Linked DNA regions of Homo sapiens: region 1 is linked to region 2. A link is an interaction called in ENCODE POLR2A ChIA-PET data of the cell type or tissue named here. Cell type or tissue: MCF 10A. All regions are shown on one strand. Each heading gives the region's core, and the rest is flanking DNA. Links, peaks and the distances in the headings are about the cores only.

Region 1 (16,010 bases), core at 5,097-9,096, 330 kb before region 2:
ACTGTGTGCTGGAGGAGAAATGAGGCCACACTCAGAAATGAATGAAGCGGGGATCCTGGCCTGAGGAGGGTTTTCTTCTGTCAGGGAGATGAATCAGACACAGGTGATTTTTCACACCAGAAAGAGCTGTGGAAGTTCTAAAGAGGGTGATGCCTTTCTTTGAGGCTAGCAGAAAGGAAGTTGATTGAGAAGAGAGATTAGAGTTTCTCAACCTTGGCACTCTTGATATTTTGGACGGGATAATTATTATTTGTTTTTGGGGGGCTGTCCTTTGGGTTGTAAGACATTGAACAGCATCCCTGGCCTTGACTCACCAGATTCCTGTAGCACAGACACACACAGACTCCCGCTGTGACAATCAAAAGTGTCTCCAGACATTGCCAAATGTCCCCTGAAGGGGATAGTCACCCCTGATTGAGAAGGGCTAGTCTAAGGTACTGTTTCTGAGACTTAGACCAAGGGTTAATTGCATCAGAATCACCTAGTTGCTTGTTAAAAACACCATTTCCTAGGCTCCCCCGCTGCCCACTGTCCCCCCCCCTCCCCCCAGCGGCCCCTGATGAATCAATCCATGTCTATAAGTAGGTCCCAGAAGTCTGGCTTTTAGCAAGTTTCTCAATTGAGCATAGCAGTAAAGCTGGCTGCAGGCATATGAGTTTTACCTGTTCAGTAAAGTTATCTTTCTGATCAAAGAACAGAGTATCACTAATGCTCTAAGGGAAGTTCTTGAGAACTTGAAGTAAGGTACTCTCATAGATTTGATTCAGGCCTGACTTCCCTATATTGAATTTTTTTTTTATGTCAAGCTATGCTGAAAGGAAGTTCTCCGTCTTGACTACATATTAGAATCACTCAAGGAGCTTTGAAAATTATGGATGCCTGAGCTCCACCTCCCAGAGCGTCTGATTTGATTCAACCGGGTGTGGTCTGGGCATCAAGATTTCCTAAATCTCGCTGGGAGACTCTAGTATGTTTCCAGTGTTGAAAACCACTCTCCTGGACCAGATTCTCAAACTTGAATGTGTTTAAGAATTACATGCAGTGCTTATTAAAATATAGATATCTGTCCCCCAATCCCTGCTAGGAACTGAGGTTAAGTAGTACTGAGATGGCATCCAGATATCTTCATTTTTATCAAGCTCATAACCACACACTGTCACATATACTCACACACTGTCACATATAGTCACACACATCCCCACAGACATACTCATGCACATATATAAGCTACAGAGCCATTTTGAGGACTACCAGGTTACAGTACTTGGGTATTACCTATTATGAAAACAGGAATGATCTCCCTTTTATGAAAGCAGATTGACTCCAGAAGAAGGAGATGAAGAAGCCTAGATTCCATAATGCGGGAGTCCCAGATCCTCAAAGTACGATGATTCGCCAAATCAAGAAATGAGGATTAGGTAAGAATGTGTAACTGTGGTCTATAAAGGATAATCTTCCTGCCTATGTATTTATTTTTAATACACAGACAACAAATGGAGGCCATTCCTTGTGTCTTAATAGGAAGCAGTCACCCTCGAAAGGAACTAAATCATCACCTTGGGAATTGTGGCCAGTCATGAGACATGCATGAGGAGACTGAAGGGGTACGTGCCTCTCATTCCTGCTGGAACCTGGATTCACTCATCCACGTATTCAGAATGTGAGGAGAAACCATTCTATACCCAATCCTCAAGTAGACATGGATGATACAAAGATTATTTTAAAAACACAAGTTCCCGCTCTGAAGTGGTCATCTAAGTCATCATAAATCCCTGATCAGAAGCTTGCAGAAAACAGAGACACCCCCGAAAGAAGGCAGGGTTGGCCAGCAAGTCCAGAATATGTGAGACTTGGAGTCCAATGAAATTTTTTTTCATATTTTGCAATGATAAGCTAATGAGCCAAAGTAAGCAGGTCATGGCACCCCCAAAAAGCTTTTCACAGTTTGCTTCTCTTGAGGAGATTGATTTTAAATGTGATGTTCAGCATCTACCTCCAGCGATGGAAATGAAAGGTGGCAGCCCCAAGAGAGCCAGGATCAAACACTGGCCTGGCCTTGCTCATGTGGATGCTGGGCATTCCCTATTCTCCAACAAGACCAGCTCTTTGGATGCTCACCAAAAAGTCAGCTCCCTCTCCCTCTCCAAATTTATTTCACTCAGGCTGGTTGCACCTGAAATAATAAACTCTGAGGTTACATGTCCCAAATCACCTGTCTTCTCCATTTCCCTCCCGCCTTGTGGCAGCCCACACTCAGTGTGAGTTCTTTAGAGAGGCATTTGTAAACTGGGAGCAGTCTGTGTATCGCAGGCCTGCTATGGAGAAGTGATCTAGCCCCTCTGAGTTTCATTTTCCTCCTCTGTGGAATAGGACTGATAGGATTGTCAAGAGGATTAAATTCTCCCCACTCATCCCCAATGGGGTAGCTCCTCCTTTTATTAAGATTTCAGCTTAAATATACTGCCTTCAGAGACCACCCAATCTCTTTCTATCATGTTGCCCTATTTCAGTTTTCTACATAGCACTTACTATCTTTGTTTGTTTGTTCATAAGCTCATTGATTGTCTCAGACTGGAAGCCTTCAGAAAGCAGGAACTCTGTGTAACTTGTTCACTGCTGTATCTTTAGCATGGAGAATAATGCCTGGCACATAGTAGGCTCTCAGTAAATTTTTATTGACTCATATGTGCAAAGGACCTAGTACGGTGCCAGGTACTCAATAGGTGCTCAATAAATGATAATCATAATTATTATTTATAATTATTTTTTGAGACAACACAGGATTTTGATTCAGAGAATCTTACTATATTTATGAAAGCGGTGATAGGGGCCTCATGTGAGAGGTGCCATGACTAATGAGGCTGGTTACTGATTGGGGGTCAGGGAGGTGCCAGGGCAAAACATTTTTGTTGTTATTTCTAGTACTTCTAGTATCAAATTTAATACAACCTATGCTGTTTTCTCTAATGCTACTAAAACACGATTGCTTATAATTTTTAAATGAATTCTGTCATCGACACAAATGATGTGCCTAGAGACACAAGCGTGCCCTCTTGATTTTTCTCTCTTTATCTAATTTTCTCCTACTTCACTGATCTGAGGTTACTGAAAATTGGCTTGTGTTACTTACTTCAAGCAATCCAAAACTAACCTTATTGATTTTGCTTTCATCTCACCTTGGGGCAAAGAATAGACCCATAAATCTGAGCATAAACCAGTAAGAATTTTTTCCTGAAGATGATGTTCAAAATCATATCATAAACATACAGTCTTACAAACAGCATGGTAGATTTAGGCAGAAGCAGTTATGTCTGAGGGTTTTGTTTTTTTAACTGCTTTATAATTGAAGGGTTTAAAGCAGACAGTTTTAGAGGCTTTTGTGGAAGGCTCTGGGAGTGATCCAACATGGAGTGGTAGCCCACAGGATCTGACAGGGAATGCCATTGATAAAAGTCCAACATGTCTTACTATTTCCTTGGGATAAGAAAGTTGGAACCGAGATAATAATGTGTCAAAAGCCAGAAAAATTGTGCTCCCTTTCTTCATCACAAATGAGTAAATATATCTGATCATTATCATGGCTTCCATGGAACATGTGGTCTGTGTCTCCGTTTCACAGCCATTGCACTGTATGTCTAAAGAGGATGCTTGAGTGAACTGCATTCTCTGGGTGATTAGTTGTTTCTACAACTGACAATTACAGCCAGAGTCAGAAACTTTTAGTGACTACAAATGTAGTTTTCTTCACATTTTCTGTTGTTCAGGTCACCCTATGCCGTGTTCAGGTCTTTTTCAGGAAGGACACTTGGACCAAGCAAAAGAAATAACATCAACAACAATAATAGTCACAGCTATTATTTATTGAGCACATACTATGTGCAAGGCCCTGACTAAAGACATTACAGATGTGATCACACAGTCAAATCTTCTTCCTCTTTTTTCTCCAATAGGAGTGTCAGAAGTAGAATTAATAAAGATCCTCTGCCTAGATGTGTACTTTGTGTAAAGAAGAACCACCTCACATTCATATTAAGAATATTTAGTTCAGAACATTCTCCAAAACATGCTAGGGACTGGGAAGATACACAGATTCAAAGAATATTGGAATAGGCAAGAGGTTTATGTTCAGAAACATTCATGTCACATTATTTGTATGAGCAAAAATCCAAAGTGGCTATCAAATAAGAGAATGATTTGGTACATTATGGCACATTTATGTCTGCAATACTATGAACTTATTAAAAACCATGTGGATCAATACTAATAGACAGGAAAACATGCTGAGTGAAACACAAATAGACAAACACATGATCCCTGTTTATGGAAATTTGTACACGTATGGGTAAGGTCAGAGAAACCTTGGGAGATGTTTACTAAATCATTTTATTTTATTTTATTTTATTTATTTATTTATTTATTTTTTGAGGTGGAGTCTCGATCTGTCGCCCAGGCTGTAGTGCAGTGGCTCGATGTGGGCTCACTGCAAGCTCCGCCTCCCGGGTTCACGCCATTCTCCTGCCTCAGCCTCCCGAGTAGCTGGCACTATAGGCGCCCACCACCATGCCCAGCTAATTTTTTGTATTTTTTTAGTAGAGACGGGGTTTCACCGTGTTAGCTAGGATGGTCTCGATCTCCTGACATTGTGATCCACCCGCCTCGGCCTCCCAAAGTGCTGGGATTACAGATGTGAGCCACTGCACCCAGCCGATGTTTACTAAATCATTAATCCTACTCATCTCACATTAGGGTTGGAAGAATGCTGGGTGATTTTTACCTTTCTCTTTGTATTCTCCTACAACTTTTTAAAGTTCTTATAATGAGCCTATGAATGTGTATGACATTTGAAAAATAGACTTTTTAAAGAGCAGTTTTAGGTTCACAGCAAGATTAAGCAGAGGGTAGAGAGAGTTCCCATATACCCTCTACCAAACTGCCCCATGCACAGCCTCCGCCACCGCCAGTATTCCCATTGGAGTGGTACATCTGTTTCAATCAATGAACCTACATTGACACATCATTATCACTTAAAGTCCATAGTTTACATCAGGGTCCACTCTTGGTGTTGTGCATTCTATCAGCATGTATTATTTTTAAAATATACGTTTTTAAAGGTTTTAAAGAATGGATTAATAAAATGGTCTCAGTTATTAATGAGAATTGGATGTTTAGGATATCATCTTCACTGACCCCAATCTTCCTAGGACCCTTAAATGAGGATGACTGCCTAGAAGGGAGAGTGCAGGTTTAACTTGCTGCAGCAATATTTTATTTCTGCGTCTTCTCCCTGCCTTTGGGTTGCCTGGGAAGCTGAAATAAGCAGCTACTCCCCATCTCTTTCTTAACCTATATCCCCGCAGATCAAAAGAAGCTGAACTTGGAGTTGTGGTTTTAAGGGCTCAGGAGATAAGAAAGAGCCCATGATGAGACAGAAAGAGATGTCCTGTGGAAAATCTCTAGGATAAAACTTCAAAGTGAGGGACAAGCTTCTCTCTATGTGCCATGCTGTTTGTGTTTGTATTTCAGTAGTTCTTCATCTAGCCTTCTTTGTCTTCATCAGTGGGGAAATGAGGAGGATGGTTTCAACATGGAGGCCCTAAATTCAAGATTCCAGAGAGCAAATACAGGCCATATTGTCCTGATAGTCCCAAGATCTCACATAAAGCCTGGCCTTTAGTCAGCACTCAATAAATGGGTGAATGAATGAGAAAACAGGCAACAGGGATAACAGGACAGGAGGGGCTTTATAGAAAAGCTATCAACAAGCTTTAGGTAAGAGTCAATTAATAAACATTCCTTGTCTTAAAAAATGTTTGCTTGTGTGTATGTGTGTGTGTGTGTGTGTGTGTGTGTGTTTAGAGAGAAGGTGTTGCTCTTTAGCCTAGGCTAGAGTGCAGGGGCATGATCATAGCTCACTGCAGCCTTGAATTCCTGGGCTCAAGCAATCCTCCTGCGTCAGCCTCCCAAGTAGTTTGGACTACAGGTGCACTCCTCCATGCCTGGCTTGTTATTGTTATTATCATTATTTGTAGCAACAGGTTCTCCCTATGTAGCCTAGGCTGGTCTCAAACTCCCAAGCTGAAGCAATCCTCCCACCTAAGCTTCCTGAGTAGCTAGGACTAAGGCACATGCCACCACATCTGGCTAGTTTTTCAGTTTTTTGTAGAGACAGGATCTCGCTATGTTGCCCAGGCTAGTCTCCAATGCCTGAGATGAAGCAATCCTCCTGCCTCAGCCTCCCTAAGTACGTTTGTGTTCTTAAAGGTAACTTTGACTATGCCTCACCTTCTCATTCAGATCTAGCTTATTCCTTTATAGTGCTTCTCCAGTGAAAATGAAATTTAATTTATTCTTTCTTCTATATTCTACCATCACCTTCCAAATGTCCACCATCTTCATTTTCATTTGAAATAACAACAAAAATAATTGGTCATTGCATACTAGTTAAGATTAGGTAAACCAACTTTCATTAGTAATAGGGTTCTGTACCTACTGGACTATAAGAAATGTAGAGAAATCCACCATTTCTGTAGGTAATGATCACAGAGAACTCTGTAGTCCTTATTTCCATGCCTTTCTTGGGAAGAATAGCAGAGTAGAAAGAGTATAGGTTTGGACCCTCTATCTTAATCGCTGTGTGTCCTTAGGTAAATTACTGGAACTCTGAGCATCACTTTACTCATTTGTAAAAGCGTAAAAATAACTCTATTGGATTGTGAGGATTATAGTAAATGTGTATCTGGAAACTGCTGTTTAAATGATTATCTTTCACTAAGGTCTTATTACCAGAACAGCGAAAAGGATCCCATTTTTCAGTTTTTGCATTGCAGTAACTGAAGAGAGAATGATCAAATGCTTTGGTCCCTCTTTCAAAATATTTATTTTACATGAAAAAAAAAATCAGGGCTAGGTTTTAAGAAAGTCCTAGGAGGTCTAAATGCTTGGATCCGTTGAACTCAGTGAGAGACACCTGGCTCCACATTTTTACACAGGGAGGTAACTCTTCAAACAAAAAGGCATACCACCTGCTGGTTGCTTTATTGAGAAACTGAGAATTATGTAACTCGGAATCACAAACAATCTGCATGTGAAATGAGGAGGCATACAAGGGACAAGTTTAATCAAGTTTATGGGCATTTTGAGATCTGTAACCACAAAGCAAGCACAGGTGAAGAAATCTTCAGTTATAAGGCTGCCGTATGCCAAATCAAGCCTCAATGCAAACATGAATTGATCTGATTATTTATCCAGCTCTGGCATGAGACAACAAAAGGGCAGTGGTCTGGGAAGCCTAGAGTAAAAATACTTTGACCGTTCAGTATTTCACTTATGGAAAGTTATCTCAGATCATTAGCTTAGTAGCCCTATTGCAGAAAGAGAGAACAATAACATATTGGGGTTGATGATGTAATGATATGAACTGTGGACTGCTTTTCATTGGTAGGGAAAGCAGGTGTATAAACATCAATATACCAAGCTAAATGTGAGGACTGTTTTATTTTATTTTGTTTTATTTATTTATTTATTTATTTATTTTTTGAGACAGAGTCTTGCTCTGTCGCCCAGGCTGGAGTACAGTGGCACAATCTCGACTCACTTCCACCTCTGCCTCCCAGGTTCAAGCGATTCTCCTGCCTCAGCCTCCCGAGTAGCTGGGATTACAGGCATACACCACCATGCCCGGCTAATTTTTTGTATTTAGTAGAGACGGGGTTTCACCATGTTGGTCAGGCTGGTCTTGAACTCATGACCTCAGTGAGAGACTCACTGATCTCAGGTGACCCACCCACCTCGGCATCCCAAAGTGAGGGAGGCATGAGCCACCGTGTCCAGACTTGTTTTCTTTTAAAGAATCTCATTTGGCATGAGAGGATCTTTGCTTTGGACCAAAATCAGTAAATTTCTATAGAAGTCCAGAGAGTAAATGTTTTTGGCTCTGCAGGTCATATGGTCTCTGTCACAACTATTCAAGTCTGCTGTGGCAGCACAAAAGCAGCCATAGACAATTTATAAACAAATGAACATGACTGCCTTCCGATAAAACTTTATTTACAAAAATGGGTTGTGGGCCAGTCTTGGTCCATGAGCCATAGTTTGCTGACCCTTGCTTTAGACCAATGTACTCTGTATCTTTGTCACCCCAGATTCCAGACTATTTATACTGCCAGCTGACATCGTATGAACTTAAGTTTGTCTTTGCAGTAGAATGGATTTGTGTTGTGTGTTTTAAACCTGTGATTTAGTCCAGGAAATATTCCTACCATGAAAACATCACAGTAAGACTATATCTTCCCTTCCAGCCTTACAATTTTTCCCTTAGGTGATTTTCAGGATGTCGCTGTAAACTGCCTAGTTCAACTTGTGTCTCTAGTTTTAATTCCATCTTTCAACAATTTCTCCAAGCACCAATAAATCTTCATCCTTCACACAACAGAAAGGTCTCTATTTCTGTTTTTTCTTTTTTTCCAAACACACTAGATAAGCAAAGACAAATGTGTTGAAGGCTCTGTGTTATTGATGTACACTACAGAGTGCCTTGCCAATCATAGATGTTCAATAAATATTACATGAATGAAAAAGTGAGCAAGAGAAGAATGGAGGAAAGAAAGGAAGGGATGGAAGGAAGGAGGGAAATGATTATCAAATATTGAGTCAGTGAGTCAATGTGTTTGCCACATCAATAGAGCTGGTACTTTTGGAAGAAGAGCTATAGTCACGGGCTTTCTAAGTACATGTTTTGTTTAAAAGACTCATCGATGAGGAAAGAGTAGTCCTTCATTTATTCAACAAATATTGATTAAGGATTATCTACATGCCATGCTTTAGGGTTACAGTGGTAGACAAAATCCTTGGGCTCCACGAGCTCCACGAGCTCACATTCTATTGGCAGGGGCAGATTGTAAATAAACAAATCTATATATGTATACACACACACACACACACACACACACACACATATATATATATCTATATATATATTTTTTTGAGATGGAGTCTCGCTCTGTCGCACAGACTGGAGTGCAGTGGCACAATGTCGGCTCACTGCAAGCTCCGCCTGCCGGGTTCACACCATTCTCTTGCCTCAGCCTCCTGGTAGCTGGGACTACAGGTGCCCACAACCACGCCCGGCTAATTTTTTGTATTTTTATTAGAGACAGGGTTTCACAGTGTTAGCCAGGATGGTCTTGATCTCCTGACCTCGTGATCCGCCTGCCTCGGCCTCCCAAAGTGCTGGGATTACAGATGTGAGCCACCGCGCCCGGCCACAAGCCAATATATATTAAGATTCCAAGGGATTGGCTTCTAGACTCGCTCTGCAACAGTCAGCACTTGGGATTGTTGCCCTCAGCAACTGTTCGTTGAAGGAATGATCGAAGTCTGCGAGTCTGTTCTGCTCTGCCTCCATTTCCCACCTGCAGAATAGATCTGCACGATGGTCTCTGGGTAGAGTTAAGAGCAGAGGAAAAATGAGAACCAGGATATATTTCAGGCACTGTGAGTAGCTCTCTTGCTCCAGCATCAGGCTGGGGGATAGGAGGTGCCTCTTTTAAACAATTTGAAGTTTCCCAGTCTGGTGGCTGGCAGGGAATCCACTGTAAAACATTGGTGGTAGCTTCAGTAACTAGAACCAGTAGGCTGTCCTTGACAACTTGATGTTCATGCCATCTCTGGGCCATATCAGTAACAGCACCACAAACATGGCTGGTGCCCATGGCAATGACAGTCTTGGGAACGTCTGCTTTTTCTCCCTCCAACCCCCATGCTACACTCCCAGAGCCTAGGCTCCTGAGGGGATAAACAGAAAAAGGAATTTGCAGCCAACACAGAGAGAAACAATGAGGATGCTAGCTGCTGCAGCAGCCAGACGAGCCACTGCTTGTCTAGACAAAGTTGTTCTCTGCAAAGTTTCAGTGTCAGGAGGCAGGCAGAGGAGACCTGGGAGCAGACCTCATCCTGACCTCCTCGGTGGCACAGGGACAGCATGCATGTCACTCCAGGAAAGCCAAGCTATTCCAGGAGCAGAGAATTATTTCAGGGATGCATCTAAAGCATCAGATATTTGTGAGCTATCTAGTATATGACCAAAAAGTGGCTGTGAAAAGGGAGAAGCCAACACAGCCATGTCCTCTCCAGAGAAGAAGACACAGTTTAGGGGAGCAAACACGGGTCCTGTCATTTTCTGCTAATAATCATATATCGCCCCTATACAGAGCTCTGTGCATTCCAAAATACCCTCATTTTTAAAAATAGTTTGTTGAGCACTTTCTGTCTGTCAAGTGATGTGCTAGGCTTTTCATACCTATTATTTAATCCACTTAACTACCCTGTAAAAGGTAGTTATCATTAAATCCATTTTTCACATAAGAAAACTGAGGCTCAGGGAAGTTAAATAAAGTTGTCAAGGGTCACAGAGATAGAAGGTAATGGAACTGGGATTTAAACCAAACCATCTGATTTCCTCATATGATACTATCTTTAATTTATTCATTATTTCATGTATTCCTCACCACAAGCTGTAAGATAAACAGATGGGGAATTATTTTCCTGATTTTATAGCCTAGGACTGGGCTGTCCAGTACAGTAGCCACTAGTCACATGGGTCTATTCAAATTTAAAAATTGATTAAATTAAAATAAAAATTTAAAATAAGTTCCTTAGCAGCCATTAATTCAAGCACTTAGTAGTCACCTGCGACTAGAGGTTACCATATTGGACAATGCAAATAATAAATGTTTCCATCACTGCAGAAGTTCTAGTGATCCACACTGGCCCAAGTTTCCATCCAATCGTTTTTGAGGATTCTCTACTAGGCACTGTGCTAGAAGGTACAATGATGAGAAGGGCATCATCATTTCCTTAAGAAGGTCACAAATCTTGGGGGTCATGATTGATTACATAACTTGCTGGAGGTATAGACAGGGACCACACCCCTATTCACCTCCATCTCCACCATGACATTGACATTCTGGTCTCTTACGTGGAGATGGGAAAATAGAATGAAGTCTCTCAAATATTGGGTCTTTCTAGATACGCTCTTGCACCAACATTCAGGCTTGTGGTAAACTGGGTTGTTCTCTGAGAAAATGTGTATGGGAGACAGAAATAAAAATAAAGAGGAAAGAGTTTGTCTAGGGAGAATCACATTAAGGTGGTCAAATAGAGATCGCATGTGCCTGCTGTTGAAAAAGAGCATTCTTATGTATCCATTGAGCTCACGAAGACATAATCCCAGCTCTTTTTTTGGGTCCAGTCACTGATTTGGGCAAATATTCTTGAAAGATAAATCAGAAACATGCAACCTTCCCCCAAAACAAACACTTATGAAGCTAAATACAGCTCTATGGTAAGAATAGTAGAGAAAGTAGATTTAACAACATAAATCCTTAGTTCAAATTCCAGCTACATCTTTTCCTAGCTGTGCAACTTTAGGCAAGTTACTACACGTCTCTACGTTTCAATGTCACCATCCATAAAGTGGAAGTGATAATAGTCCTTGTGTCTTACGTTTCTTGTGAGAATCAAATATGGGATTTATGTGAATTGTACAGCACTCACACATGCCACGAATAAAAATTGTAGTTTTGGATAGCTAAAAACCATTTTACCCATGTATATGAACAGATCTGATTTTTCTAGACCAGTAAGTGTTAAATTGGTTTTATGGTGGTTTTTTTTTTTTCGTTTGTTTTTTGAGACGGAGTCTTGTTCTGTCACCCAGGCTGGAGTGCAGTGACGTGATCTCGGCTCACTGCAAGCTCCGCCTCCCAGGTTCAAGCGATTCTCCTGCCTCAGCCTCGAGAGTAGCTGGGATTACAGGCGCATGCCACCACGCCCAGCTAATTTTGTATTTTTAGTAGAGACAGGGTTTCACCATGTTGGCCAGGCTGGTCTCGAACTCCTGACCTCATGATCCACCCATCTCGGCCTCCCAAAGTGCTGGTATTATAGGCGTGAGCCACTGCTCCTGGTCTTCTTTTGATTTTTTTTTTTTTTTTTTTTGCAGAGATGTCTTTATGAGAAAAATATCAAAATAGCCTTTTGAATATTGTGAGCCTTACAAAAATGTCTATGAGTTCTTCACAAATGGTGGCTTGTGACCCAAAAGGTCTATTCAAGCTATTCTCAGAAATAATATGGAAATTAAGGTAATTTAGCTTTGATGATCTAATCTCTTACCAGGTTTGCATCTCAGACACACCTTGTATTTTGTTATATGTTAAGCCTGTGTTAAAGAAAAAAAATTCAATCCCCCAAATTAGTTCTTCCAGGTGTTTCTAAAAAATAGTTTCCATATGACAGCAGCTCTTGTCAATATCCTGCTGAAAAATGAAACATTAAAAAAAGAAACTTAATACAGCTCTGACTTTGTCTAGGGACTCCTTCAGTTTCCTGTCTCCAGTGATATCATTTTAAACATTTGCTTTCTTCAAATGGCTTATGTGTGCTCTATAACTCTATTTGTGATGTGTCTTGGCGTGTTGCTGTGGAAATACTAAATAATTCCACATGCGTATGTGTTTGCCTCTCCACGTATATTCTGGGATTTACTTGAGACCTGTGATTGTGTCTCCTTCTCCTCTTCTTAATTCTCTCTTCCTTACTCTTTCTTCCCTAGGACTGCCTCAAGACAGTGTCCAACAAACAAGTACTCAATCACTCTTGACTGATTGATTGGTTTTCTAATTTTTTTAAAAAAATTACTTGGATGTATTGACTAGTATGCACCATGCATAGAATGAAGTGCTTTATATGTGTTCCTTCTGGGGTCTTCACAACAGCCCTACGAGTATTATCTCTGCTTTCCAGTTATGTGAACTGAGGCTTAGGGAGAAAAGTCGCCTTTCCGAAGATCACAGCCGATGACTGTGTGGCAGGTCTGGGAGTCAGAGCTAGGCTGTCTGACTCCAGGCTCATGTGCACTGCCTGTAGTAGCACTCTTTTGCCATCCTTTTAACTAGCTACTTCTCTAAAGTCACTACTTTGAAGATTTAGAAAGGAAAGAGTGTCCTTTGGGCTAGTGAACCTGATGTCTCTGACAAAGGATGCTAGATATGATGCTCATTGTAAAGTCTACTGAATTCCTCCCTGATCTTCATTTCTAGAAGGTTCATGTTTCCATCCTGATAGGCTTTGATTGTGTCCCCACCTGAATCTCATCTTGAATTGTAGTTCCCATTTTCCCCTTGTGTCATGGGGGGGACCCAGCTGGAGGTAATTGAATCATGGGGGCAGTTACCCCCATGCTGCTGTTCTCCTGATAGTAAGTTCTCATGAGATTGAAGGTTTTATAAGGGGCTTTTCCCACTTTGGCTTGGCACGTCTCTTGCCCGCCGCCATGTAAGATATGCCTTTGCTCCTCCTTCGCCTTCTGCCATGATTTGTGTGGCCTCCCCATCCACGTGGAACTGTGAGTCCATTAAACCTTTTTTTTTGTTTATAAATTACCCAGTCTCCACTATTTCTTCACAGCAGTATGAAAACAGACTAATACACATCCCCCTTAAAACAGCGCAGATGCCTCCTCATTGCATCGAGGCTGGTTGGTGTATGCAGCAATGTATTAACTATTCCCGCATCCTCTACCTACTTGCTGCTCAAAGCGCAGTCCTTGGACTAGGAATGTTAATATCACCTGAGATATTAGAAATGTAGACTCCGAGGTCCTGCCTCAGACTTAATGAATCATAATCTACATTTTAACAATATCCCTAGGTGGTTTGCGTGCATGTTAAAGTTTGAGAAGCACCTCCCTACTTGTCAGTTGTCACATACAGTGAAACTTCTCTCTTCCACCACTACGGGCAAAAAAGTAAGATGGGTCAGCAGATCCTGATTCAAGTGACTCTAAGCAACGTGATTACATCAGTCCAGGGGGTAGTGTTGATTTTTCCGTGAACACATAACCACTGCCATCAGATGTTCCAGGCTCCTGTCTCAACAGCAATTTTTCAAGTTAGTTGAAAATTCTCTACATAAGGAGCCAAGTGTTCGAATTAAAATACAAAACCTTGTCTACCAGTAGGTTTTTAGTTCATTGTGCTTCCCAGAGCATCACCCTAATGTCCCCCTTTACCAGATCCAAGCTTCAGCTGCTCAATTCATATGATATTTTAATCTAGCCTAATGCCAAAACATAATAACTTTGTTAAAGGAGAGGTGAGTTTAGGATTACAGTCCCTTTTAAGATCTGGACTAAGAAATGTTTATACCACCAGTCTCCAGTGTATGCCAAATCGTGTTGTTGCTGTGGGCAGTACAGTAGAATGGCCTCATTATTTCTCTGTCTAGCCTCTTTAGAGCTATAAAGCCCAACCATGCTTTGTACTTGTAGTGGTTTGAATGCAATGTTATTTTGCAAAATAGAACTAATGATTATTCTGCAAGGGCTTAACATGTTTGCATCACAATTTAGACCCTGCTTCTTTTCAATAAATATATTTAAATTTATTGTTTTTTCCCGTGCTTGTATTCAAGTACTTACCGAGTAGTCTGGCAGGTACAAAACAAGTCAGACATGAATAACTGCTCTCAAGGAGAATATATTCTGGCTGGGAGAACAAGGCTGTACACAGGAAAAAATTGAAGGGAGTATAAATTCATCTGTGGAATTGACCAAATGGTGTTGTGTTCATGGACATGAGAGAGTATGAGCTTCATCTGTGAAGGCCTCATAGCAGAGGAAAGACTTGAAGAATGGATAGGCAAAAAGTGAAGAAGAGGTTATTCCAGAAGGAAAATAATCTTAGCAAAGGGATATGTGCCAGTAAGCCTGGAACCTTCTTTACTACAGCCTTGTCTGCAGCTAACATTAATTGACTAACATATCCACGGCTGTGTGTTTCTTCAGCTAAAACTGACTAGATTCAAAGATGCATTTAAGCCGGGTGTGGTGGCTCCTGCCTGTAATCCCAGCACTTTGGGAGGCTGAGGTGGGAGGATCACTTGAGGCCAGCAGTTTGAGACCAGCCTGGCTGATATGGTGAAACCCCCTCTCTACTAAAAATACAAAACTTAGCTGGGCGTGGTGGTGTGCACCTGTAATCCCAGCTACTTGGGAGGCTGAGGCAGGAGGATTGCTTAAACCCAGGGGGTAGAAGTTGTAGTGAGCTGAGATGTTGACACCTCACTCCAGCCTGGGCAACAGAGCTAGACTCTGTCTTAAAAAAAAGCAACAAAGAAAGATGCATTTAGTCAACACATTTTTCTAGAGCTTAAACAAAGTTTACAATTATAAAATATTACAATTATAAATAATTATATATAATATACATTATATATCAATATTAATCTACATCAATAATATATTGGTTAATATTAATATAATGATTCTTCTATATAATTAATTTTACATTAATATAGTAGTAAGGTAATTATGTTACTACAGTAACAATATATAATTGTAAGATATAAATATATACTTATATGATCTAATTGTATATATAATAAATTACACAATAATTTGTAATTCACATTTTTAGGCCTCTCCATATGTCATGGCTGAGTGCTTTACATGTGATATAACAACTTTATAGGGGTATTTTGGTCTCCACTTTACTAATAAGAAAACAGACTTAGTTTAGGAACTTAACCACACAGTAAGTGGCATTGCCTGTATGTGAATTCAAAGTTTGAATGCAAAACCCACATTCTTAACATTATGCCATACTGCCAGATATTCTGTATACTATATAGCATTTTGAATATTGTTTACTCAGGCACAATACAGCATTAAGATGTTAAGACAGGGAAAATAACCCCTTGAAGCAATTTCTGATCTTTATGAGAAGAGAAAGCCTGATGTATAGAGCTGAAACTATTGAGCAACATTGTGTGGCAACAATCTCTTTCTCAAGTCCTGAGAGTACATTAAGAAAGCATGGAGGCAAGGTTAGTTTGGGTAAGACTTCTTAGAATTAATAATTTGGAGAAGATTAGCAGATCTACTATTCTAGGCCAGGCCAAAGTTCCAATTTAATTATTTACATGCTTGTGTGGTTATATATTGTTCAAAT
Region 2 (16,010 bases), core at 7,033-11,032:
CCAGGATTTGCTGCTGTTGCTGTTTATTGTTACAGCTTGCCTAGTGACTTTTCCTGGACAAAGGCTATATAAAGTCCGTCCCCTTAAGTCCCTGCTTGTTTAGTTTAGTGGTTAGCTAATGGTTGGACAGAGAAGTCACCACAACCACTGTCTCCTATCCTTTACCGACGGCTTGTGTGTTTGTGTTGGGGTGTGCCATCACTTCCTATTTGTGTAGACAGTCATGCTCAGCCACAGGTGACAAATGAGGACCCCCTCACGTCTTTCCTGGGTGTGCACATGGCCTTGCACCTGCATGTGGCTGTCTAGATCCCCAGGAATGTATTGGACCTTTTCAAAGCCCACCATTAACACTGTATTCCCCACATTTTCCTTTATAGTTTTTTGGCCAGCTGCTTGTTTGCCCCATGGGTATTGTCCCCTCAGACAGCTGCGCTGTTGAACAGTGGCTACTGATTGTTGTAGTCATGTGCCCTGGGGCTAGGGCTTCTCCTGCTCGGCAAACTAGATCAGGGCAAATCAATGCAAATCCTGTGAATGGGGCTTTCCGTGTTGCTGCCAGATAGGCCACATGGTGTCAGTTCTGAGGATGGGGCTTTTGGGGAGCCCATTCTGACCCTTGAGTGGTTGCTAGGCTGCTGGGTTTCAAGGCTACCATGGAGCTGGGGAGGGAAGAATGGGGCTTTGGATAAGTTAAAATACCACAAAGCTCACATTTCTGAGATGTTGCTATTTGCTTGAATCAACAATCCATGGATTGTTGTAAGCCTTTGGTTTTCCAGAATTCTGAAAAAGTTGCTTTTGACCATTTTTCCAGGTGTTTTCCTTGTTTTAATGGAGGTGCAGATTTTTGGAGGTCCTTATTCTGACATTTTGGAAGTGTTTTACACCCCCTCCTTTTGGAGTAAGGTTTGTGGGTAAGATCTCTGCAGTCATGACCAGTGGTGCCTGACTGTTTTGTGTGAAAGTCAGCAGGCAGAGCCAGTTGTCTTAAGGAAACTGCCGGCTGGCTGGTTTGAGAACTGAGAAGTGGTGGGTTAATTTCTAATCAAGGAGTGTGATCATAAAGGTGATCAGTACTCACAGACTTCTAATTAGATGAGGTCAGATGTCCATGGTGCAACTCTTACGGCATCTGGTTGGTGGGGCTGAGGATGCACAGGGACCTCAAGCTCTGGTTCCTGCTTGGTGTCTGTGTCAGTTTCTGTTAGCATGAACAGCAGCTGGTTCCTCTGTGTACCAAGAACCCAGCGCTTTACAGTTGACCCTTCTCTCCCCAGATGACTTCCTGAAGCCACAGATCATCACCCAGCCAGAAACCACCATGGCTATGGTGGGCAAGGACATCCGGTTTACATGCTCAGCAGCCAGCAGCAGCAGCTCCCCCATGACCTTTGCCTGGAAGAAAGACAATGAAGTCCTGACCAATGCAGACATGGAGAACTTTGTCCACGTCCACGCGCAGGACGGGGAAGTGATGGAGTACACCACCATCCTGCACCTCCGTCAGGTCACTTTCGGGCACGAGGGCCGCTACCAATGTGTCATCACCAACCACTTTGGCTCCACCTATTCACATAAGGCCAGGCTCACCGTGAATGGTATGGAAACACCATCTTTGTTATAGTACCAGAATCCTACAAAGCACACTCCTGATTGCCCTTTCAGCTTTCCATGTAGAGATGACTGAGACAGGACACACACATGCTTCTGTGGGGCACTGTTAAATCCTATTGTTGCCTGGGTTTGCCCCAGAGCAAGTTTTGCAGATTTCAAGGGTTATTCACAATGAGTTACTTGTTTTTGGTGAGTTTTAAAAATCTAGTTATTGGCCGGGTGCTGTGGCTCATGCCTGTAATCCCAGCAGTTGGGAGACTGAGGTGGGCAGATCACTTGAAGCCAGGAGTTCGAGACTAGTGTGGCCAACATAGTGAAACCCCGTCTCTACTAAAAATACAAAAATTAGCCAGGTGTGGTGGCACATGCCTGTAATCCCAGCTACTTGGGAGGCTGAGGCACAAGAATTGCTTGAACCCAGGAGGTGGACGTTGCAGTGAGCCGAGATCACTCCACTGCATTCCAGCCTGGGTGTCAAAGTGAGACTGTCTCAAAAACAAAACAAAAACTAGTTATTAAGTCAAATTGTGGAGAGCTAAGCCTTGTTTTGTCCAGTTCTTATCCTCTATAAGCCAAGAGATCTGGCTTCCAAATTCCAAATACCCCTTAGCCTGGGGAAGCTGCTGTTCTTTGAGTAGATGGCACAGCATTGGAGTCAGAGGCTAGCTACTGCTCCAGAGACTGTGGAGTGCAAGGCTGGTGTGAGCCCTGGCCTGAAAGACACAGTGTCCTGGCAGTTGACAGGTTTTTACTCATTAACCAGCCTTGGAGCTTGTCAAGGGGACCATGTGTTATTGTGTGTTTGGAGGAGGGGGGTGGGGAGTAGATAGCTTGAAGAGTTTACTGTCCCACCCCAGTAACCTAATGGGGTTATCCTGATTACTAACTCTCTAGTTAAAAAGAATTGGCTTGAGAATCATCAGAATGGTGGATCTGCTTTGCTCTTTAAGCCCCCACAGATCACAGCGAAACACCTTCTTTACCACACTGTAGTGGGGTTGTCTTGGCTTATTCCAAGTCCTCACAGCTTCCGAAAGACTCAGCTGTTTGTTAGACTCTCCCCAAAATTGACGTTGACAGGAACTCTGGTGGTGCCTGACACGTGGCTGGATGCGTCCCACTCTGTCAGGACATCGATCTTTAGGCTGAGCAAGCTAGCAAGCTGAATGCTTCCTGCCTGGGTATACGGCAGTGGGCAGGAACAGCCTGGGTGAACAACCATCCAAATGGATGAGCCATCCCATTCATCCCATGAACACCCATCCAAACGGATGAGCCATCCCATTGCTCTCCCAAGGTGGAGGCATGCCCACCTTCCCTCTGTAATTCCATCTCCACAGCCTCTCTCTTGGTGGGTAAAGCAGGCAAGCATCAGGCCTACCTAGTGTGGATGGGCACCCCCTGCAACTCCCGTATAGGCACTGCCATGTAGAGTAAAAGCCTTTGCTTTGAAGGGACTATAGCCAGCCTAGGGTGTACAATGCAAGGCTGATGGGATGGAAGTGTTCCAACTGTGGTGGGAGAAGCTGGGGGTTCCTGATTCACAGGTGGCAGGAGTGGTCCTGGGCAGACATTGGGAGAAAAGAAGTGAACTGGCACTGGGCACAGTGACAGGTAGGTGTTTGCCAGAGGACTTCCTGGTTTTGCATCTAGCTGTCCCGTAACCCGACCCTGTATACGTATGTTTTCCAGTGTTGCCATCATTCACCAAAACGCCCCACGACATAACCATCCGGACCACCACCATGGCCCGCCTCGAATGTGCTGCCACAGGTCACCCAAACCCTCAGATTGCCTGGCAGAAGGATGGAGGCACGGATTTCCCCGCTGCCCGTGAGCGACGCATGCATGTCATGCCGGATGACGACGTGTTTTTCATCACTGATGTGAAAATAGATGACGCAGGGGTTTACAGCTGTACTGCTCAGAACTCAGCCGGTTCTATTTCAGCTAATGCCACCCTGACTGTCCTAGGTTTGCCTATTGCTCTACTGTGTGTGTGTGTGTGTGTGTGTGAGCGAGAGAGAGAGACTCTCAAATGCTCTGTGTGGCCAGGGGTGGTATGCGTTGTGGGCCTTTCGACCCTGTTTGAAATTTGGGGCTGCTTTTTGAGTTGAGTTAATTTTTCTTAAACAAGTGTTTCTATCTCTTTAAAAGAAATGATAGCTGGTGAATTAAGAGTCTTCATAGGGTTTAGCTACAGAACATTTTAAGAATTGGACAGGATGGATGTGGGCTTGGTCAAGAGCTACAGAACATTTTAAGAATTGGACAGGATGGATGTGGGCTTGGTCAAGAATAAGGACACAGGCCTGACACAGGACAGTTAGGGAATAGCAGGGGCTTTTGTCAGCAGAGGTTCACTGTCCCTGTGGAAGCCACTCCCAGCATGGAGATGACTCAGTCAATGAGTTGAAGGGTCTTCTCCAAAGCTTGCCACTCTGAGACAGAATCTCAGATGCATCTCATTGATATGTTGGATTGTCCGTTGTCCAGAAGACCGGGCAGAGCCAGAGCAACGGAGGCCCTGAGAATGACTAAGATCTCTGTTGCTCTCTTGTAGAGACCCCATCCTTGGTGGTCCCCTTGGAAGACCGTGTGGTATCTGTGGGAGAAACAGTGGCCCTCCAATGCAAAGCCACGGGGAACCCTCCGCCCCGCATCACCTGGTTCAAGGGGGACCGCCCGCTGAGCCTCACTGAGCGGCACCACTTGACCCCTGACAACCAGCTCCTGGTGGTTCAGAACGTGGTGGCAGAGGATGCGGGCCGATATACCTGTGAGATGTCCAACACCCTGGGCACGGAGCGAGCTCACAGCCAGCTGAGCGTCCTGCCCGCAGCAGGCTGCAGGAAGGATGGGACCACGGTAGGCATCTTCACCATTGCTGTCGTGAGCAGCATCGTCCTGACGTCACTGGTCTGGGTGTGCATCATCTACCAGACCAGGAAGAAGAGTGAAGAGTACAGTGTCACCAACACAGGTCAGGCCCTGCCAGCGGAGCTGACTTTCAAGGAGGGAGGAATGGCAGTGATGCTGGGGAACTGGGCCGGGTTCCAGTGGCTTTTGAAAGAATTGCACTGTGTTCAGAACTCCTGAGGGTTTAGTCCCACTAATTCCATTTTAACTTTGAGGAACTTAACCTTAAACAGGAATACTCTCAAATTTAACCTTAAACAGGAATACTCACAAATACAAGTAACTGACGCACCATGCAGTTTTCCCTCTCCTTGCTAACTCAGAGGCCGCCTATGCACAGGCCCTGCTGCCACGTAGTAGGTTGTTCCTGAAACAGTGCGGTACTTCTGTGAGCCCCGGCTTTCCATCACTGGTCTCCACTTCTTGTGGCGTCTGGCATCTGCTGGCTGCGCTCTTCACGCTGGGTGTAGAGTAAAGCTGAGCAGGCTCTGGGAGGGCCTGTTGCGTACATGGACTCCATGTCATCTCTCTGCACAGCGCTGATGGTCGTCACTGGGAGGATCCCCTTTCTGAGCTTGACAGTGAACGTGTGTCTGCATTTCTTGTCACTGAGACCCTGGTGTTCTATTTGTTCTGTCTCCTTGCAGATGAAACCGTCGTGCCACCAGATGTTCCAAGCTACCTCTCTTCTCAGGGGACCCTTTCTGACCGACAAGAAACCGTGGTCAGGACCGAGGGTGGCCCTCAGGCCAATGGGCACATTGAGAGCAATGGTAAGGCCTCAGTAACTGTGAAGCAGAGCTCTGCTGTGACTGTGTCTCTGGGTGCTGGAGGTGGCCTCCAGGTCTTTACAGGGCAGGTACCTGGCATTAGATGGGGCAAACTTGGTGAAGTAGAAGGCGGTATGACTAAGGGCTGCTATTTTGGACCCAGTCTTCATGAGTTCTGCAAGGTTTTAAAGTCCTGTCCCCTCAGGAAGCCACTGGATTGGGCTTAGCATCTCCCTGGCAGGATAAAGTAGGCTTGCCTGGAGTAGCAGCTGGAAAGGGCATTACGGTGCATGAACCCAGCCAACCCATTCCTTACATGGGGAACGTGCCCAGGTCTGCTCTGTGATCCAGTCTTACACTGGAAAGCTGTCACCAGGATGAGGTACTTCCAACGGTGGGGGCCTCTGAGCACTTGCCTGAGACTGTAGAGGCTCACCCTGAGACAGCTGCTCATTTCACAAGGCCAGCCTGCCTGCTGGGAAGTAGTAGCAGAAAACACGCTGCTTGCCAGACCAGCAGCCCCACCGCTCTGAAGAACTTTTTAAAAAAAATGACTGTTCTAGCGGCCTTGCTCATTCCTTTCATAAGGCTTACTGTGAAATACCAAGCCCAGAGTTTCTAATCGTGTTGGAATCCACTTGCAGGTGTGTGTCCAAGAGATGCAAGCCACTTTCCAGAGCCCGACACTCACAGCGTTGCCTGCAGGCAGCCAAAGCTCTGTGCTGGGTCTGCGTATCACAAAGAGCCGTGGAAAGCGATGGAGAAAGCTGAAGGGACACCTGGGCCACATAAGATGGGTATGAGATGCTTCCCATTGGAAGTAGTTTCTTTCTGAAATGGAAATTTGGGCTGACCTAGTCACTACATCAAAGGGGGAGACACATTCCTAGTCCACAGCTGTCTCCAAATTTGGTATTCAGTATATACAGGGGAAGCTCAGGCCTGGCTCTCTTAATTCCAGGATAGTTTCTCCTAAATAAATCTACGCCATGGTAAGCCTGAGCATGAATTTTCTAGATGTATAAGCAACTTAAATAAGGGGCAAGGCACAAACGAAGTATAGAGTTTCAGTCAGCACTTTTTCACCAGGGCTATTTTGAGGCTTATTTCTAATTGTTGAAAAGACCCAACACTGCATGGTACCTAAGGCTAATGGCTTTTCCCCCGTGAAGCAGTAAGACTACATTGTCTATGAAATTCACTGTAAACACGAAAGACCCCACAGTTCATGAGTGACTTGGTGTTTGCCCAGTCCTTTCTCTGGGGACATAGTTGGGGAAAAGAGGAAGCATGCATACAGTGTTTGCAGTCAGGGTTCTCACCTTGCACAGTGGAGCTGAGCAGCCTGTCCTCTGTGTGGGGACGAAGACTCCCACAGCAGTGACTCTAACCCATCTTTGGCGCTGTCCTTCAGAACACGGTGGCCGGGTCGTATGCAGTGACTGCAACACCGAAGTGGACTGTTACTCCAGGGGACAAGCCTTCCACCCCCAGCCTGTGTCCAGAGACAGCGCACAGCCAAGTGCGCCAAATGGCCCGGAGCCGGGTGGGAGTGACCAAGAGCATTCTCCACATCACCAGTGCAGCAGGACTGCCGCTGGGTCCTGCCCCGAGTGCCAAGGGTCGCTCTACCCCAGTAACCACGATAGAATGCTGACGGCTGTGAAGAAAAAGCCAATGGCATCTCTAGATGGGAAAGGTAACTTTTGACTGTCTTCTAACAGGTGGGTTGGGAGCTGCTTAAACGGTCAAGTGGGGGTCTGACAGGTTCGTTCTTTCCTTGTAGGGGATTCTTCCTGGACTTTAGCAAGGTTGTATCACCCGGACTCCACAGAGCTACAGCCTGCATCTTCATTAACTTCAGGCAGTCCAGAGCGCGCGGAAGCCCAGTACTTGCTTGTTTCCAATGGCCACCTCCCCAAAGCATGTGACGCCAGTCCCGAGTCCACGCCACTGACAGGACAGCTCCCCGGGAAACAGAGGGTGCCACTGCTGTTGGCACCAAAAAGCTAGGTTTTGTCTACCTCAGTTCTTGTCATACCAATCTCTACGGGAAAGAGAGGTAGGAGAGGCTGCGAGGAAGCTTGGGTTCAAGCGTCACTCATCTGTACATAGTTGTAACTCCCATGTGGAGTATCAGTCGCTCACAGGACTTGGATCTGAAGCACAGTAAACGCAAGAGGGGATTTGTGTACAAAAGGCAAAAAAAGTATTTGATATCATTGTACATAAGAGTTTTCAGAGATTTCATATATATCTTTTACAGAGGCTATTTTAATCTTTAGTGCATGGTTAACAGAAAAAAATTATACAATTTTGACAATATTATTTTTCGTATCAGGTTGCTGTTTAATTTTGGAGGGGGTGGGGAAATAGTTCTGGTGCCTTAACGCATGGCTGGAATTTATAGAGGCTACAACCACATTTGTTCACAGGAGTTTTTGGTGCGGGGTGGGAAGGATGGAAGGCCTTGGATTTATATTGCACTTCATAGACCCCTAGGCTGCTGTGCGGTGGGACTCCACATGCGCCGGAAGGAGCTTCAGGTGAGCACTGCTCATGTGTGGATGCCCCTGCAACAGGCTTCCCTGTCTGTAGAGCCAGGGGTGCAAGTGCCATCCACACTTGCAGTGAATGGCTTTTCCTTTTAGGTTTAAGTCCTGTCTGTCTGTAAGGCGTAGAATCTGTCCGTCTGTAAGGCGTAGAATGAGGGTTGTTAATCCATCACAAGCAAAAGGTCAGAACAGTTAAACACTGCCTTTCCTCCTCCTCTTATTTTATGATAAAAGCAAATGTGGCCTTCTCAGTATCATTCGATTGCTATTTGAGACTTTTAAATTAAGGTAAAGGCTGCTGGTGTTGGTACCTGTGGATTTTTCTATACTGATGTTTTCGTTTTGCCAATATAATGAGTATTACATTGGCCTTGGGGGACAGAAAGGAGGAAGTTCTGACTTTTCAGGGCTACCTTATTTCTACTAAGGACCCAGAGCAGGCCTGTCCATGCCATTCCTTCGCACAGATGAAACTGAGCTGGGACTGGAAAGGACAGCCCTTGACCTGGGTTCTGGGTATAATTTGCACTTTTGAGACTGGTAGCTAACCATCTTATGAGTGCCAATGTGTCATTTAGTAAAACTTAAATAGAAACAAGGTCCTTCAAATGTTCCTTTGGCCAAAAGCTGAAGGGAGTTACTGAGAAAATAGTTAACAATTACTGTCAGGTGTCATCACTGTTCAAAAGGTAAGCACATTTAGAATTTTGTTCTTGACAGTTAACTGACTAATCTTACTTCCACAAAATATGTGAATTTGCTGCTTCTGAGAGGCAATGTGAAAGAGGGAGTATTACTTTTATGTACAAAGTTATTTATTTATAGAAATTTTGGTACAGTGTACATTGAAAACCATGTAAAATATTGAAGTGTCTAACAAATGGCATTGAAGTGTCTTTAATAAAGGTTCATTTATAAATGTCAGTATAGTTGGTGGTCCTTCTTTTACAAACGCAGTCATTCTGCCTTTAATTATCTTCCCCCAAAAAAGAAAAAAAAAATAGGCGAAGCAAAATCACATACTGTTTGTTTGCTCCAGGGCAGACAACACTGCTAGATTCCTGACATTTTGTTTTGAATTTTTCTACACCTGGAGCTTGTTAGTCAAGGTCTAAAATCCCTAAGTGTGGTGACCTTTCCATTTCATCCTGCCTTTTCAAAGCTGGCCCAGGCCCTCCTTTCAGTCTGACATGAGAATGGCGAGAATGGCTCACCCACCGTGCCCTCCTGCACGAAGCCAGCTGGGCCCACCTAGTCACTTGAGTTGCAGCTGCTTTCTCTCACACACCACAGGGGGCGCTGGACACATCTCTGTAAAATAATACAATTGTGCGTTTTTATGGGTGAAATCTGAGGGTAATTAAAACCAGCAGCCTAGTTACCCAGAAAGAGTGCTTGCTATGCACCTGTAGTTCAATCTTTCTTTCTTTTTCAACAAAGCCTACCCTTACACAACAGGAATTAACTAGGGGGAGAAACACCCACATACACAACTCTTCCCCAAGTCTCCTTTTCCCAAACAAACAAACAAGCTATTCTTTTAGAATTATAACCATCTTGCCTTCTGCTGAATCCACCATCAGGTGGCAGGAAATGAAAGATCAGATACAGATCAAATGAAAGCTCTAAAAGGCCTGGCCTCAGCATTACCAAACTTATTTATTAAGAGGTTCTGAGGAAATTGTTCAGAGTACCGCCACAGACCCCGTTTTCTTCTCTTAGCTCTCTGGCATACAGGCCAATGACTTCATACCAGCCAGCCTATACCACGGATGGCACAATCTCCATGCCGGTATCTTAGCACAACTGGTCTTCAGCACTGGGGCCTATAGTTCAGACAGCTGCTCAGCGGAAGAGGGTTTGCACTGCAGGCCCCTCTCTTGACAGAAGTGGAGGTGAGGCTTGTCTCTGCTTCAAGGACTCTTTCTGCCAACTTCCAACAGCAAGCTGTGCGTTCGGTCATAAGCCCCCAGAAAGATGAAACCTCCCAGACTGATGGCTGCCATTCGAGGGAAGACACCTGCAAATAATCTAGGGGAAAAAACAGGATTTTTAATGTTGTGCGTATTTTAAAAAAAGGTTAAATTCCAATACCCACAGCTTGCTCAGCTCAATACACCATGCTCATTAGTGGCTAACTACCAAACAGCTTGTGAACGCTCCCAAATAAGGCAAGTAATAGCTGTGTCCCAACAGTAGTTCTAAAACTTTCATGCCATTTTTCCCTTTGAAACATGAAATTGATTTTTTTTAAAAAGGTGTTAAAGAGCTGAATCCTAGGTAAGGCTGGAAGGCACTTCCAGCCCACACCTCTAAAGTGATCTCCAGGGGTTGCTCAGTGAAGAGATTTTTGGGCAATGCTGCCGCTCCACCCACTGACTCAGTTGCATTTTGTCCTTCGAGACCCCAAAACATGACGTCACGACAACGAGTTGAACCTCCATGGATTCCCTGTGTTCCTTTTCTGTCTAAAGGCATGAAAGGCAAATGGGCTGTGGCTGTGAAGGGGGCAGCATGCCTCCACCTGCACAGTCCCCTTGGTATCACAGAAGGTGCTGCTAACCAGCCAAGGTGCAATGTAGAATAATCAGAGCAATGCAAAGTAAAACTACAATGCCACGAGGATACAAATTGGGGATTCATTCTTTAAAACTGCCCCCCCTCCCCATACCTACTCAGATATTTGTTCAAAAATTTTCATTGTGGCATTGCTGATGGTGATATAAGTTATGGCACAGTATAAACATACAGTGGATGATTATGTAGCTGATAAAGATGAGGAAATCTACAGATGCCAACATAAAAAAATTACAAAACAGGTTTAAAAAACTAAGTCCAAGGACTATGATTCCATATCTAAAAGGCAAGCCAGGGATGTGTCTTAAGCCCTAAACTGAATGCCTGCTGCCTGTGGATTATAGGACACATTCCTGGCCCACGCTTCCATAACCTTTGAACCTTTTCACCAAGAGTACAGGCATGACTCAGAGATATTTCAAGTTTGGTCCCAGGCCAAGTTTGGCCACCATAATAGTGAATATTGCAATAAAGCAAGCCATTCAAATTTCTTCGTTTCCCAGGGCACAGAAAAGTTATGTTTCTACTACAGTCTATTAAGTATGCAGTAGCAATTATGTCTAAAAATTGTACATACCTTAATTTTAAAATGCTTTATTGCTAAAAAATGCTCATGAGCATCTGAGCCTGCAGTAAATTGTAATCTTCTGGCTGATAGAGGGTCTTGCTTTGAATGATGGCTGCTAACTGACCAGGGTAGTGGCTGCTGAAGGTTGGAGTGGCTGTGGAAATTTCTAAAAATAGTAATTGTTGCATTGATGGACTCTTCTTTTCATGAAAGATTTCTCTGTAGCACACAATACATTTTGCCCACAGTAGGACCTCTTTCAAAATTGGAGTCAACCGTCTCAACTCTGCCACTGTTTTCTCAACTAAATTGATGAAATATTCTAAATCGTTTATTGTAATTTCAACAGTGTTCACCGTATCTTCACCAGGAGTAGATTCATCTCAATAGATCACTTTCTTTGCTCACCCATAAGAACCAACTCCTCATCCGTTCAAGTTTGATCATGAGATTGTGGCAATTCTTTACATCTTCAGGCTCCACTTCTGACTACGGTGGTCTTGCCATTTCCAGTACATCTAGTATGTGTTTCCCTCCACTAGTCAGCCATGAGGATTGGAATCAACTTCTTCCAAAGTCCCAGCATGGTCAATATTTTGACCTCCTATGAAGCCACTAATGTTCTTACTGGTATCTAGAATGGTGACTCCTTTCTAGAAGGCTTCCAATTTACTTTGCCCACATCTAGCAAAGGAATCACTGTTGATGCAGCTGTAGCCTTATGAAATTTAATAAAACCTGAAAGTTAAAGTAACTCCTTGATCCACAGGCTAAGGAATGGATGTTGATAGTAGGCATGAGAACAACATTCATCTCCAGCAGAACTCCAGGGTGACCAGGTACACTGTCAATGAGCGGAAATATTTTAAAAGGAATCTTTTCCTCTGAGCACTAGGTCCCAGCAGTGGGCTTAAAATATTCAAGAAAGCATGCTGTAAAGAGATGTGCTGTCGCTCAGGCTTTGTTGTTCCATTTCTACAGCAGAGGCAGAGTCGATTTAGCACCATTCTTAAAGGCTCTAGGATTTTCAGAAGAGTCAATGAGCATTGGCTTCAACTTAAAGATACCAGCTGCATTAGCCCCTAACAAGAGAGTCAGCCAGTCCTTTGAAGCTTTGAGGCCAGGCATTGATGTCTCCTCTCTAGCTAGGAAAGTCCTAGATGGCATCTTCTTCTAATCGAAGGCTGTTTCATCTACCCTGAAAATCTGTTGTTTAGTGTTAGTGCCTTCATCGATGATCTTAGCTAGATCTGGGTAACTTGCTGCAGCTTCTCCATCAGCACTTGCCACTTCACCTTACACTTCTGTGTTACAGAGATGACTTCTTTCCTTAAACTTCATGAATCAACCTCTCCTAACTTCAAACCCTGCAGCTTCCTCACCTCTCTCAGCCTTCAGGGAAGAGAGTTAATGCCTTGCTCTGGATTAGGTTTTGGCTTAAGGGGATGTTGTGGCCGGTCTGATCTTCTATCCAGACCAAACTTTCTTCGTATGTGCAATGAGGCTGTTACACTTATCATTTGTGTATTCACTGGATAGCACTTTTCATTTCCTTCAAGAACTTTTCCTTTGCATTTACAATTTGGTTAACTGTCACAAGAGGCCTAGATTCTGGCCTATCTCAGCTTTCCACATGCCTTCCTCACTAAATTTAATCATCTCCAGCTTTTATTTTTAATTAATTAATTTTTTTTTTTGAGATAGGGTCTTGCTGTTACCCAGGCTGGAGTGCAGTGGCACGATCGTGGCCCACAGCAACCTCTACCTGCTGAGCTCAGGTGACCCTCCCACCTCAGCTTCCCAAGTAGCTGGGACTACAGGCACACACCAACATGGCCAGCTAATTTTTGTATTTTTTGTAGACAGGGTTTGGCATGTTGCCTAGGCTGGTCTTGAACTCTTGGGCTCAAGCCATCTGCCACCTTGGCCCCCCAAAATCCTGGGATTACAGGTGTGAGCCACCATGCCCGGCCCGAGTTTTTTATTTAAAATGAGAAAGGTGTGATTCTTCCTTTCACTTCAACACTTAGAGGCCACTGGAGGATTATTAATTGGCCTAACTGCAATATTGTGTCTCACAGAATAGAGGCCTAAGGGAGAGAGAGAGGGAATGGCTGGTTGGAGACACAGCCCGAACCCACACCACATTTGTCGATTAAGTTTGCCGTCTTCGGTGGACACAGTGGGTGATGCCCCAAAACAATTACAGTAACATCGAAGACGGCTGATCACAGATCACCACAGCAGATATGATAATGAAAATATTTGACAGGTGAGAATTACCAAAATGTGACACAGACACAAAGTCATCATGTGCTATTGGAAAAGGGCTCTGCAAGACTCGCTCAACGCAGGGTTGCCACAAACCTTCAATTTGGAAAAAAAGTGCACTGAGAAGTGCAATTAAACAAAATATGCCTGTATTACTTCTGTAAGCAGAAAGAGTTAATGAAGGCAAAACTAGTGCATATGCCAGTGAAAAGACTTCTGGTCAGGTCTATGGAAGAAAACTGAAAATGGTCAAGTATGCCAACAGTAGCTATGCATCCTTTAAGATACAGGAAAAGCCTCCATGACAAGCAAGCTGGTGGCCTGGAGAGAAACATGGCAGGAAGACGGTCCCTGCAGGCTGCTCCCAGCACCTGACTGCATCCTTTCTCCCAACACCTTTGAGCTGTTGGGGGAGGCTGAGCAGCCTCCCTCTGTTTGCAGCACTTGGCACTTCTAAGGAAAATGAGACACTTAAGAAGAGTTTTGTGGGCCCTTTTTAGTTAGCTAGCTATGGGTTTAAATCATTACAATACTGCACATAAAATTAAGGACCACGATTACTTGTCCAAAAATAACCATGAAAATTGTATTGAAAACCAAACTACACTTGCTTAAAAAAAAAAAAAAAATCAGCATCATGCAAAGGGTGGGTGGTGAGGACAGAAACTTATAAATTACCACTATGTCCTTCCTGCCTGAAAGACAGATGAGCCTCCCTGCTCCTACCTTACGAAGGAAAGAGTGCTAGACAGGCGGCCAGCAGATGCCGAGCTGTGGGAGACCACTCTGGCCACAAAGTTCTCCCACCTTTACTACCTTACTTATTTCTAAACGCCAGTGTCTTGTTCAGCTTCTGCCACTCACAAGCTCAGCTGCTCCTGGCAAGACACAGATGGAAGCAGTTTATGGTTTCAACAGATGACCACTGAATCTATTAACGTAATTACGGCCTTAACGTGGAGTAATTTGTACAGTGAGGGCCCCAGCCAGTCTCGCAGGTGAAGACTTTTGAGTTGAGCAGGAGCGTGTTCTAGTGCCCACAGATTAAATGAGAGCAAACGTAAGCACTTACAATGCCAGACAGAAAGGGATGCTCGCGGCAGTGGCAGCTACTACATAAAGGGCACAGTCAACAAAAACAGAAAGCCAGCTGATGAGTGAAGAAAACCAGAAAGGGGCCATCCGGGGTGGGCAGGCTCCCCATCTGCCTTTGGCTACGGGGCTGAATGAACACGCGGTGTTTGTTTAGTAATATATTTCTGTTTATATGTGTACTCCCATATGCGCCAGAACAAGGTCTTCACCTGCGTGGACCACACGGAAAGATAAAAGTGGTCGCCACTTGACTTGACCCCGAGAGGGCAGCACCATTCCATCCTAAGGTGAGGAGATGGTGTCTGCTGGAAAACCCAAGTAGTACCTAGTAAACTTAGTGCACGCCCCGGGGAGGAGACAGGAGGTGGCAGCAGCGCTGTGTGCTTGGAGCACAGAGGAAGCTGGCAGAGATACCTTCAGGCTGAGGGTGCCTGGGACCTCTGTTCACAACAGCCACCCAGGTTTTTCTGTGACTGTTTTTTAGTCAAATTATTTATTGTCTTTAATCATTAATAAGTGGCTAATCAAAACTCCCTTAAGTGACGACCGCTGCTGTCTGTAATGCTCTTAGGGACTACACTGTACAGACTGACTAGAGCCCATGACTTCTGAGACTTTCCGAAGATAGATAAGCAAAAAAAATTCCACATGACCTTTACAGAGCTGACAATGGGGACAGGGACAGGCCCTTGACCTGAGGAAGACACCCCTCCTCTGCCTGTATTTCTGGCACTGCTTAGTATTATAACGTCAAGTATAAGACATGCCACAACCAGGACAGGGAAGACTATCTTCAATCATCTACTCAACATAACTCCTACCAGCTTTTGGGGCCATGGGGTTGCCAGTCGATCATGCCATCCCCACCTGCCACCACTGTCTCCAGAAAAGGCTGAGGGGCTGCAGCTCTGCACAGCTCCACAAAGCTAAGGTCAATTGAAGTGGTTTGCCCAACAGTTGCCACAGAATCAAACATGAACTACACTGAAATCAGTAGGACAGTGAAATTTGGCAGTTTGGTTTTACAGTCTAAAAAAGCCACTGAATGTGACTTCTCCATGTATGTAGCCCAATTGCTATTTGAAACACAGAAGAACTTTTTTGTTGTTGTTTTTTTGAGACAGGGTCTTGCTCTGTCACCCAGGCTGGAGAGCAGTGGCACAGTTGTAACTCACTATAACCTCGACTTCCCGGGCTCAAGCGATTGCTCAGCCTCCTGAGTAGCTGCGACTACAGGTGCGTGCGACCACACCAGGCTAATTTATTTATTTATTTTTTAGAGACAGAGTCTTGCCATATTGCCCAGGCTGGTCTCAAACTCCTAACTTCGAGCGACCCTCCTGCTTCAGCCTCCCAAAGTGCTGGGATTACAGGTGTGAGCCCCGCACCCGGCCCCTAAGCACCTTTTACCTGCTACTGGCTAAGTAGCTTCAGGACTCATTTTTTCTCACCCCATTCCTTTGTTTGCTGTGGAACTGGCAGCAGAATTAATGTGCCACAGATAGAAGCACCCCTCACGATATGGCAGCCCTAAGTGGCAGGCTCCCAGCACACATGCCCCCCACTAGGCCCTTCCCACGCTCTCACTAGACGTCAACAGCCAATTATTCCTCTGGCTTTGCCCCAGTTCTTGTTTCA

The links. Peaks named below come from ENCODE experiments on the same cell type or tissue, not always from the same donor. Only the 100,000 strongest peaks of a DNase experiment are listed, where the experiment ranks them.
Region 1: POLR2A ChIA-PET joins it to region 2 with 5 read pairs; 3 of 35 experiments call an interaction of 5 or more read pairs at or near these places.

What each region holds. Positions count from the first base shown.
Region 1 is chr3:66,703,538-66,719,547 of GRCh38, reverse strand. LOC105377142 (a long non-coding RNA gene) reads left to right here and starts at 1,317. Exons shown (of 3, transcript XR_940935.3): 1 at 1,317-1,418; 2 at 1,522-1,604. In MCF 10A, for the core only: no CTCF peak of the experiment used is centred there; a DNase peak (open chromatin) is centred at 7,067.
Region 2 is chr3:66,371,572-66,387,581 of GRCh38, reverse strand. SLC25A26 (solute carrier family 25 member 26) reads right to left here. Exons shown (of 10, transcript NM_001379210.1): 10 at 8,659-9,892. The coding sequence ends at 9,775. It overlaps LRIG1 (leucine rich repeats and immunoglobulin like domains 1), which reads left to right. Exons shown (of 19, transcript NM_015541.3): 13 at 1,281-1,601; 14 at 3,310-3,591; 15 at 4,181-4,600; 16 at 5,184-5,309; 17 at 5,951-6,103; 18 at 6,721-7,005; 19 at 7,093-8,785. The coding sequence ends at 7,319. Among named protein-coding and RNA genes, the nearest start is that of LRIG1, 120 kb to the left of the region's middle. RefSeq lists enhancers at 530-589, 620-699, 710-879, 1,340-1,439, 3,886-4,385 and 1 more. In MCF 10A, for the core only: CTCF peaks have their summits at 8,961 and 9,161; a DNase peak (open chromatin) is centred at 10,831.